Regions from separate parts of the Mus musculus genome. Here region 1 is linked to region 2. A link is a loop called in an ENCODE intact Hi-C map of the cell type or tissue named here. Cell type or tissue: heart. All regions are shown on one strand.

Evidence for each region. A loop is a pair of places that touch in the nucleus more often than their neighbours do. Peaks named below come from ENCODE experiments on the same cell type or tissue, not always from the same donor. Only the 100,000 strongest peaks of a DNase experiment are listed, where the experiment ranks them.
Region 1: it touches region 2 in a loop (2.4-fold over the local background); 2 of 42 quality-filtered maps call a loop at or near these places.

The regions. Positions count from the first base shown.
Region 1 is chr14:25,301,682-25,306,681 of GRCm38, forward strand. The region is part of intron 2 of Zmiz1os1 (a long non-coding RNA gene); the gene reads right to left. LOC115486423 (a long non-coding RNA gene) reads right to left here. Exons shown (of 2, transcript XR_001781198.1): 2 at 1,940-4,708. Among named protein-coding and RNA genes, the nearest start is that of Gm41113, 75 kb to the right of the region's middle. In heart, a CTCF peak has its summit at 2,935; a DNase peak (open chromatin) is centred at 2,980; H3K4me3 peaks cover 564 bases; H3K27ac peaks cover 2,110 bases.
Region 2 is chr14:24,776,683-24,781,682 of GRCm38, forward strand. Gm31838 (a long non-coding RNA gene) reads left to right here and starts at 4,396. Exons shown (of 7, transcript XR_874416.2): 1 at 4,396-4,513. In heart, CTCF peaks have their summits at 2,495 (motif pointing right) and 2,699; DNase peaks (open chromatin) are centred at 2,669 and 3,649; H3K4me3 peaks cover 1,112 bases; H3K27ac peaks cover 2,878 bases.

The sequences.
Region 1 (5,000 bases), 520 kb after region 2:
TGTTTAATGACTCCAGACCCAAGGAAAAAAAAAGGGGGGAAGTGTCTCTTTAAAAATTAATAAATAAAAAATTAAACCACTAACAAACTCAAAGCTTATTTGCTGAGAAAGGGGAAGTAACAGGAGTGTGGGAGATTGTCATCTCCTCAGAAAGACTCCACCAATGTCGCACAGACCTGAAGGACCTTCCTGTCTCCAACAATGGTCACTGTACCTCATCCACTGCAGTCTCTAACCTGTCTGCCTATTCTCTCCCTGCCAGGACTTATTGTCTAGCATCGAAAGACCAGATCGCTTCCTGCTGGTATATTTGATGGCCTAATTCAGAAACAGCTGTAGGTGGTCACCTGTCTCCAAATACAGCAGCAGGGACGAACATGGGGAGGAATTTGTTCTCACAGAGGATTCTTTATAATCCTGCTATGCAAAGTGTGGTCCCTGGACCAGCAATGACATCCCCAGGAGCTTGTCACAAAAACAGGACACCAGCCCCACCCAGACCTGCCAATTCTGAGTCTGCCTTTTCCCAAGTGTGGACATGCCACTACATGTGAACTGTCACTGTGGCTGAGCAGAATGGCTTTATGGCAGATCATTTTTCTGTCCCCAAGGGTAACCCATAGAGACACTGCTTTGTTGACTTCCGTGCTATTGATGGATGCATTTGCTCTGTACTTGTCATGGGGGTTCTGCAGAGCCTTGTAGATGGGATTGCACCAAAGAAGAGAGTATTTGGGGAACTCTGGGTGCCAGCACAGCTGGATTTGAAACAAAGGAGACCAATCATGTTCTGCCCATAAAGGGGTATAGGAAGGACAGAATTACAACTAAATTCTAATTAACATATTCAAGTACTACATACTCAAATATACCACCCTAGTCTCCAAAATAAATTCCGATTTACACGTGTATACAAGTAGACATGTACACAGCCATAAACAGACAGAATTGATTTGCCTGAAAATTTAGAGTGTTCAGAACTAGAAACTATGCCCCATGAAATCCAGTGAACACTTTATTTCACCCTCAGAGCTTTTTGGAAGTTAAAAAAAAAAAAAAGAGTCTTAGCCTTACTTTAAAGGAGGGCAAATTAAGCCTAGAGAGAGAGAGAAAATGAGAGAGAGAGAGAGAGAGAGAGAGAGAATGAGTGAGAGAGAGAGAGAGAGAGAGAGAGAGAGAGAGAGAGTTCCAAGATCTTCTGCTCATCAAAGGTGGCTCAGAAGAACAGGTTAGATTGTGCGTTTCATCGTCCCTTGGAACACAAGAGTTTGAGGGTCACCGAAGGCCATTTATCAACTTTTTTCCTCAAAAGAATTGATAGCCTAACAGGGCATGTGGAATTCTAGACACATAACTCTGAAGGAACATGGATAATATACCACCAAGATCATGCTTCAGTTAACACACACACATACACACACTCATTCACACATACACACACATATAAAGTCACATACGTATACATACTCACACATATACATACCCACCCATATATACACACATAATCATTTACACATACTCACACTTACATATACACTCACAGAATGCATACACACACTCACATATACATACCCACACATACACATACACTCGCACATATAACACACTCACACATGTACACACACACTCACACATACACACCCACTTACATACATACACACATGCACACACACATGTGCACACACACACACACATACATACACACCAGAGGCTGACCTTAGCCAGTGAAGACCAAGGAAAGGAACCGTCAGGTAAACAAGGCTGAGAAAAGTGGAGAAGACAGGTAAAAGCCTTCAGGGACAAAGCACAAAGTGACACTATGGGGGAAGAGCAGGTAAAGAGGATGCTGGGTAGGGACATGTGAGGGCCAGGGGCCCAGAACCCACCCTGACTTAAACCATGACCCAAGTCAGCAATTGCTTTCAGCTGCCTCGGCATACACATCTGTAAAATGGTTTTATTCCTTTCTTCTATAAGTGTGCCTGGCTCTGGAAGCTTGAAGCTGTCTTCTGGGCATGCGGAAATCCTTCACACACAGGAGAGCTCAGGTGTCAGGACAAGAGGGAAGGGCAGCCGTGAGATCTTGACATACTGGCTGGCCCTCTCCAATTTTCGAAGGTCTGGCTCCTAAAAATAGAAGACTCCATAGGTCTAAAGTTCCCAACAGTACAACAGACAAAGAGGAAAGAGTCGAATCCCAGTCCACCTGAATTGAAGTCCTCGGCTTTGTCATTTACAGTTTTCCCTTGGGCATGCTTCCTCGGGGTCTTCTCCTGTCAATGTGGCTACATGAGAAAGTAGGAGGAACAGGTTAGACCAGAGAAGGGACTGGCTCTTAAGAAAGTAGAGAGCCTTGCACCTCCAGCATGTTCCTCCAAAGCAAATACAGACAGTCCTATGTGAGGGATCCACATGGCGCTTGATGACCCCTGCTGGAGTCCTGTGCAGACAGTCATGTGGCCCTTTGGAGAACAAAGCCCTAAGCATCGCACATAGCATGATTCCTCTGGGGTAGGAGCAGCCACTTCTGTTTGCAAACAGAACACTAGACAACAAACTACAAAAGGGACTTGAGGGAGTTTACTCCTGGGGCCCAGGATCCTGGGCAGGGGCAGTGTGGCTGGAAGCAGGCGTACCTTTTCAATTTGTAATCGCTTTTGAGTCATATTCAAAAACATTCCAAGATGAAATAAAGCGAAAGAAGGCTCAAGCTGCCCTGCAGTTGGGAGCCCTTTGGGGAACTGAAGTGAGCAAGCCAGCCCCTCTAATCCAGATGGACAGGCAGACAGACAGATAAACAGCTTAGAGGCCAAGGTCCCACAGGGCCTGAGGAATGGGCTGTCCCACCCCAGCCCAGCAGGCAGTGGCTGCCCTCTCACCCAGACCCCTGCTGGCAAGCACCGTCCACTCCCTGATCTTCCCGGAATGGACGCTTCCCCAGGCTCATTGCAAAACATCCTGGCTGGAGCTGCAGCCAGGAGTCCAGAAGCAAAGCTCCCTCTGCAGAGCGAGATGCCGCTTCCTGAGGACATTCCGGCCTGGTGTGAGGGCCTGTGGCAGGAGAGGGCAGGAAAGGCCAGGCAGTCATCGGCAGCCAAACTGGGGCCACAGCAGGGCCACGTGCTCACTGGGACGACATCTGGCTGGAGCCATAGCCCAGGTTTTAGAGGACTTGTAATCAGGCACCTCCTCAAGCCCTGCCACCGTCTCTGCTGCAACCCCCTCCACCAGACCCACTGCAGACTCGCTGGGCTTGTTAAGGGAGAAGGGAGCCTCCTTATAAAGAGATCCCTATTCGCAGGCTGCTCCACACACCACGATCCCTTTGCAGAGCTCCAGATTGATTCCAGCCTGGACCAGCTGTCACAAGGGGTCACCCAGGCCCTTCTCTTAACCCCACAGGATGGCAATTCCTTCACCTGGGTTAGAAAGAGATTTTTTTTTTTTTTAGCACAGAGCTCCCTTTTCAAATGTCATCCTCCTGAGAACCTGGCGAGGAATAAAAACACTGAGTGTGACACTGGTGAGAGGCAAGCAGAGAAGCCTGGATTCCAGCCCCTGGGCAGAGCCTAGGAAGCCTGGAGACTCGGAAACCCTTCTGAACATCAGGAAGCCACAGAGACCCTGGCTCTGGTTCTGTCCCTCTGTGCCCTCTCTCGGGCATCTCATGCCCAAAGCAGGTGTATTCTCTACCGCTCTCATCTTTGTCTGGCTAAATTCCAGATCCCAGTACTCACTGTCCACTGGACACCACCTAGATATCCGATAGGCTATAAGAACATCCAAAGCCATCACCTCACACCTCCCCTAATGCAAATGGCTCCTGTCATCAAATACCATTACATCAGCTCTTCTGCACCTTCTAGATTCTCTCCTGGTCAGGATTCACTACTGCCAACATTACCACAACCACAGCCTTCACCATCGCTGTCACCACCATCAACAGCAGCACCACAACCACCACTATCATCACCATAATCATCAGCATCACTGCCAACTTAAAAAAAAAAAGCCACTATCATCATTGTCACCACCAAGACCATAAACATCGCCACCAATATTACAAACATTACCACCATGACCCATCACCATTACCACCACCAAGACTACTACCATCACCATAATCATCATCAACACCGTCGATACCATCACCACAAACACACAAATATCACGGTCAACATCATCACTTTGTCATTGCCATTGCTGTCAACACCACCACCATCACCATCTTCACCAGCACACTCCCTCAACTACTGCCATTGCCTTTATCATCACCTCATCGGTACCATCAGGGTCAGCAAACATCACCATCATCCATTTTAACATTATCCTATCCCCTTCCAGTGTCTCTTACCATCTCTGTGTTCCCTTCCTGCTCAATCCCCTACCTCTTAAAGCACAGGCAGCTGTGATCATGACCATCACGGCTTATAACTTCACACTGCCCCCTCAGAGCAGAGTTCAAATGCCTTGAGATTTGACAGTTTACAAATCTAGCCTAGAGTTGCAAATCTCAGCCTCCAGGGAGAAAGCACCAACCTCCAGTATCCCGCGTACAGCTCCTGAGCCCATCTGTAATTCCTCCATCTGTCTAAACACATCCACAGATCCTGATGGTCCAGCAGCCACAGCAACTGCTGCAGTCGATAATGAGCCCCAAGACCCGGAACTACACATGTCTCCTTGATAGCAGTCTTGCCGTGCTGACCTGGCCCAGAACAGGAGAACAATGTGAGAGTGGGTTGGGGGAAGGGAGTTAGAAGGATGGAAGCAGAGGAATGGAGGAAGTAGCAGTGAATATCCAGAGGTCTCAGCATCATGGCTTCCCCCGTGGGAAATCTAAACGCCCTTCAGTAGAGTTCAAGCAACTTCAGCTCAGAAAAGGCACCCCTTCTTATTCTAACAGACCCGTGAAGGAGGCCTTTGTCCCGATGCTCTCAAGCCAAACACCAACCTTTCTGTCTCAGCTGTAGAAGACACTGCCTTACCGCACGACTGGG
Region 2 (5,000 bases):
TTAGCAGCAGAGCATGTGGTTAGCAAATTCATACCCTAGGATCAATGCTCAGCACTGCTGAAAAGATTTTATACTATATATAATTATAAGCATTCTATGTGTATATATTCATATACAAAATTTATTACATTTATTAACAACTTGGCTTTAAAAATTATTTCAATATAAGGCCCCTTGTCACAAAATTTCATTACATAGCCCAGGCTGGCTGGCCTCAAACTCAGCAATTCTCTTCCTTCTGTCTTATGGATGCTGACATTATAGGGGTGTGTCATCTTGTCTGTCTCTATGTCTGTCTGTCTGCCTCATCTATCAATTAATCTATCTACCTATCATATATCTATCTTCTATCTATCTCATCTATGTATCATCAATCAATCAATCATCTATCTCATCTATCAATCAATCACCTATCTACCTATCATCTATCTTCTCTCATCTATGTATCATCTATCAATTATCTATCTATCTATCTATCTATCTATCTATCTATCTATCTATCTATCTACCTACCTACCTATCATCTATCTATGAAATGTGTGAAAAGATAAGCCTAGAGCGTCTGTAACAGAGGTGCCTGGAAACAGGAGAATGGAGGGCAAGCCTTTGACCACCTCAAGCTATGGGACTCAGTGTTTAAGAGCAGATATTTGAGCCCTGAGCAGTGAAGGCTCCCAGGTTCTCAGTTGTTACCAGAAAAGCAAAACATGAAAGAAGACACAGAACTTCCTAGAACCACGTCCGACTTTGCTGGGTGTGCTTGGAAGCATGGGGGATGGGGTATCATGTCACTTGTCTCCTTTGGACTCATCTGAATTTGCTATCATGCAAGAATGACCTTCGTAATAAAGGGTATTGTATTTTCAGCAAGGATGTTTAAATCTACAAGCAGTCACCTGGTCTAATCTTGGTTGGTGCAGAAAGAGGGAAGCTCCTCTGTCCCTGTCACTGTGGGTTCTCGTTCCCAAGGGACAACATAGATCCAAAGCTATCTTTCCTCCCCCTTCAACTGTTTCCCCGACCCCAGGAGACCAGTGGCTCCATGAAGGGATAAGGTCATACTAGTTCCTCCTCCAGGCAGTACTCCCTGATTACATGGCCACCATCTCTCATCTGCCCTGGGTATAGATGAGAGTCAGAGGGCCTTAGGACCTAAGGTCATCTGAATATCTATACAGAGAGCTTACAACAGCTGCAGTGACACCATCCCCTTTGGTTTGTCATGTTTCAGGTGTGGGGTTATGTGCCTTTCTGGTCAAGACCAACCAGCCACCCTGAGCATGCCGGGATGGGAGCAGCAGAGGCGAGAGAGCGATGTGTTATTTTACTGAAAGGTCACACAGCCAGGCTAGGGCAAGGCTGGGATTCTACTTCCGATCTATCTGGCACAGGTGACTTCCTTTTCTGTGGCTATAACTCAGTCTTCTCTTCTACTCTGGCTTGAGGTTCAGAGTGTGTACTTGAACTTGCATATAGCCCTGGGGCAGTGCAGTAAGGGATAAATGGTAGAAACCCATGCACTTCTAGCAGATCTTCAAGAATATTCCAAAGCTTTTTCCACCCCCACCCCTACCCCCAGGCTTGGTCAAGGTCACGAGCTGCCCAGGGACAAACTGAGACTCCAACCTGGGTGAGTCTGACTGTCTGTCCCTGACCCTAGCCTGCAGACATGCCAAGCTTCTTCCCTGGATGCTGCAAGTATGACCACTTGAGCGATGCATACGTGGGAACGGAGAGCCTGTCTGGAGCTTGCTTTTGTATGGTCCCTGGGCTAAGACTGTTTGCATTTGGAAAGGTTTATAAAAACAAAAATCCAAAGCTGGAGCTCAGATGCATGCTTGGTTGACAGAGCTTAACGTGTTTCCTTCCTGGTCCTCTCAATTCATATAGAAGACAACTTCTTCATCCCACAAGCTAGTGGTCTCTTCATCGCACTCCAGTGGGCCTGGGCATATTTTAAATGAACATGAAAGGTCTCGCTCTGCGTTAGCCATCATAAAAGGGTGACTCCCTTTTATTTAATTTTTTAATTTTTGGGTGGTGATGGAGGAAGGATCTGTGCCCAGTGAAGAGAAAATGCAGCAATTCCATGGTTGGATTTCTGGAGTGAGGGAAGGATTTTTTTTTTTTTTCTTTCTGAATGGGGTTAAGTGTACCACTGCAGAGATAAACTATCTTACAGCGTTGGAGATCAGCGCTCTAGGTACCAGGCACTTTCCACAGGGCGGTAAAATGGGAGTCCCTGCCCCACCATACACCACCCATTCTGTAGTCAAGACAGTCCTGTACATTGAGAGACAGGTTCTGAAATTGGAGGAGGGCCAAGGAGGCAAGCAGGAAACGCGGGAGGTGCCGCTAGCACTGAAAAGTGAGCCGGCTCTGCAGATAAACGGGAGGGGATGTGGAGCAGGTGGTGCTGGGGCCAGGCAAGGAAACGGCCCCAGTAAAGAGCTCCGAGGTTGGGCAGCCTGAGTGTGGGCCTAGGGCAGTAGGTGTCAGCAGAGGCGAGGCTTTGGGGTTGGCCGGGCCCGCCCCTCCACCGCGCGGCCATTGTCTGAGCCAGCCGCCGCCTTGGCAGCAGAAGGTGACATCTGGTGACTAATGGCCGCGGCTGCGCGCCGCCCTCCTCCCTCCCACAGCGCCCAGGGTGCAGCTGCCACACTGCCAGCTTTTCTCTGTTCCCTCCCACTTCCTCCCCACTGTTCCTCTTGCGGGGCTGGGGACGGGGCGGACAACCGGGACCTGGAAGCAGGACAGATACCAGCGTTTTTTCCAGCTCGCTAGGCCCTCCCTGCGGGTGCCTTGTGTCTCTCGACTCCTTAACGCGCAGGCGCCTTCTCTTCCTCGCTGCAGCAGCCACTACCGTGCGCCCTTGTGGACAGTGCCACCCCTCAGGGATATCTCAGGAAGCAGCCTTGCCCTATGCTGCACATCTTACGGAGGGCACAGCCCAGTGGGCACAGGAGTTCACATGTCTAGGTACCAACACACGGGTGTAGGGCCCCTTGGTTACAATAAATGTCATACATTAGATACCTGAGTGTCTTTTCTGTTTTTGTGCTCACGCACATGGGAGGAATGGTTCTGGCTGACAAACTTGGGGACAATCTATCTCTGCGTTTGGAGACTCTCATAGCCTTGCTCAAAATAGGTGCTCTTTGGGCATGTACCTACACACTCAACACAGCAGGGGATTGTCCTTGTCAAAGTTTGAGGACAATGACAACAATGTAATTCAGATCCTAACCACTCTCTAAGCCAAACTACCCCTCCCCATGTTCATACTCCTGCTAAATTAGATGCACTTAAAAAACTGCATTTAAGAGGCTGAGAGGACGGCTCAGTGGATGAAATGCTAGTTACTCAAGCAGGAAGGCTCGAGTTTGAGTCTCCCCATGGGCTTGTAATTCCTAGAACGGGAGAAGAATCTACGGGGTTCACTGGCAGGCTAGTCTAGAGAAATAGGGGAGCTTTGGGTTCACTGAGAAGAGATTGAGAAATACAGTTCACACTCACACAAACACACACACACACACACACACACATCAGGAAAGAAGGGGGCAGGGAGGAGCAGTGGGGAGGAGGAGGAGGAAGTCCATTTTAAAACTTGGCCAGATGTTCAGCTTCTCTCTTACAAGATCAGAAGCCCTGCCACTGTGAGGCACCTTCCCAGCTGGCCAGTGTGGGTTGTAGCTGGGTTTGAGGTTCCTCTGGCCTCTTCAGCTGCTCACCTCCCTGTTCCGATAATCCACATCTCCTCCCCTGTGGACACTTGCTCTGTCAGTCCTGTGAGTGGCTGGGCTTCCAGGAGAGTTCTTAGCCTCTAGCCAGCAGTCAGAGCCCCAGACCCTTGAAGCTGGCAGTGAAAGTAAGGTGCTTGGTTCTCCTCACAAGCCCCAGCTCTGAAGACCACAGTAAGGAGACGTTCCCCATTGCACGGGGTTAAGGGGACTGTAAGCCAGGGAAGCCCTGTGTCATCCAGAGTACCGTCTTCACGTGATGTCATAGGGTCCTGCCGATGACTCTGAGGTGCACTACCATAATGGCTTCTACTCTAGAGTGGTAGAGGCTGGGGATGAATTGAGGTGACCACCTAGTTGTGAAGTACAACTGGGCACTGCTGCAAAACTTGTAATCTTGGTAGTTGGGAGGCTGGGGCAGAAAAAGCGTTTGAAGCCAGCCTGTACTATGTGTTGAGACCTGTCTCAAACACAAATGACCTCAGCCCAAACCAAGAAAGCAATGAGTTGGGAAGGCAGAAGGACGTAGGGTCCACACTCCTTTTATGTAGATGAGGACAGTACCTCTACTGGTCAGCTCCTGTGTGGGAGATGGGGAAGGGCCTAGGAAGCACTCTTTATGTCTAAGAAAATGACGTACTGTTTGGTTTTCATACAGCAGAGAGCGCCCCGCTGATGTGACTCTCCCTGGCCTCCATCTTGCTGAGGAGCACTGGTTCACAAAGAAAGGTTAATGTTGAAAACCTCCACAGAATGTTCACATGGGAAGCCAGGTGGGTATTGTCTCTCCACAGCACTCACCAGTCCTGTCACATCCCTGTGTCCTCAAGGGTTCTTGCTGCCTGAGAGCTGATGCTGCTCAATGGACCACTTGATCCTAGCCAACACATCCTTCTTTCGAAGGAAGTCTGAGAGTTCACTGATTTTCACAACATCCAAAGTCAAGTGGATAAGATGTGAGTGCCCAAAAGGTTAGGCCTGGGCTCGGATCCCAGCTTTCTTGCTTTCTGACAATGGCCCCTGAACAAGCAATTGTACTTTGTGCCTCTGTGTCCTCCTCTGCAGGTGACACAGTATAACACTTGTTCAGAGGTCTACTTGCTGAGAACTAATTGAGATTTACTCAATTAGAGAAAAGAATTGATAAGGGGTCCTTGCCCAGGGCAGGTGCTCAGTTCATCCCTGAGGCTCGGATCCCCTTGCCTCTAGCTACTGCTTGCTCTATTGCTCCTGACCCTGCTGGGTTTCATTTTTACCAAC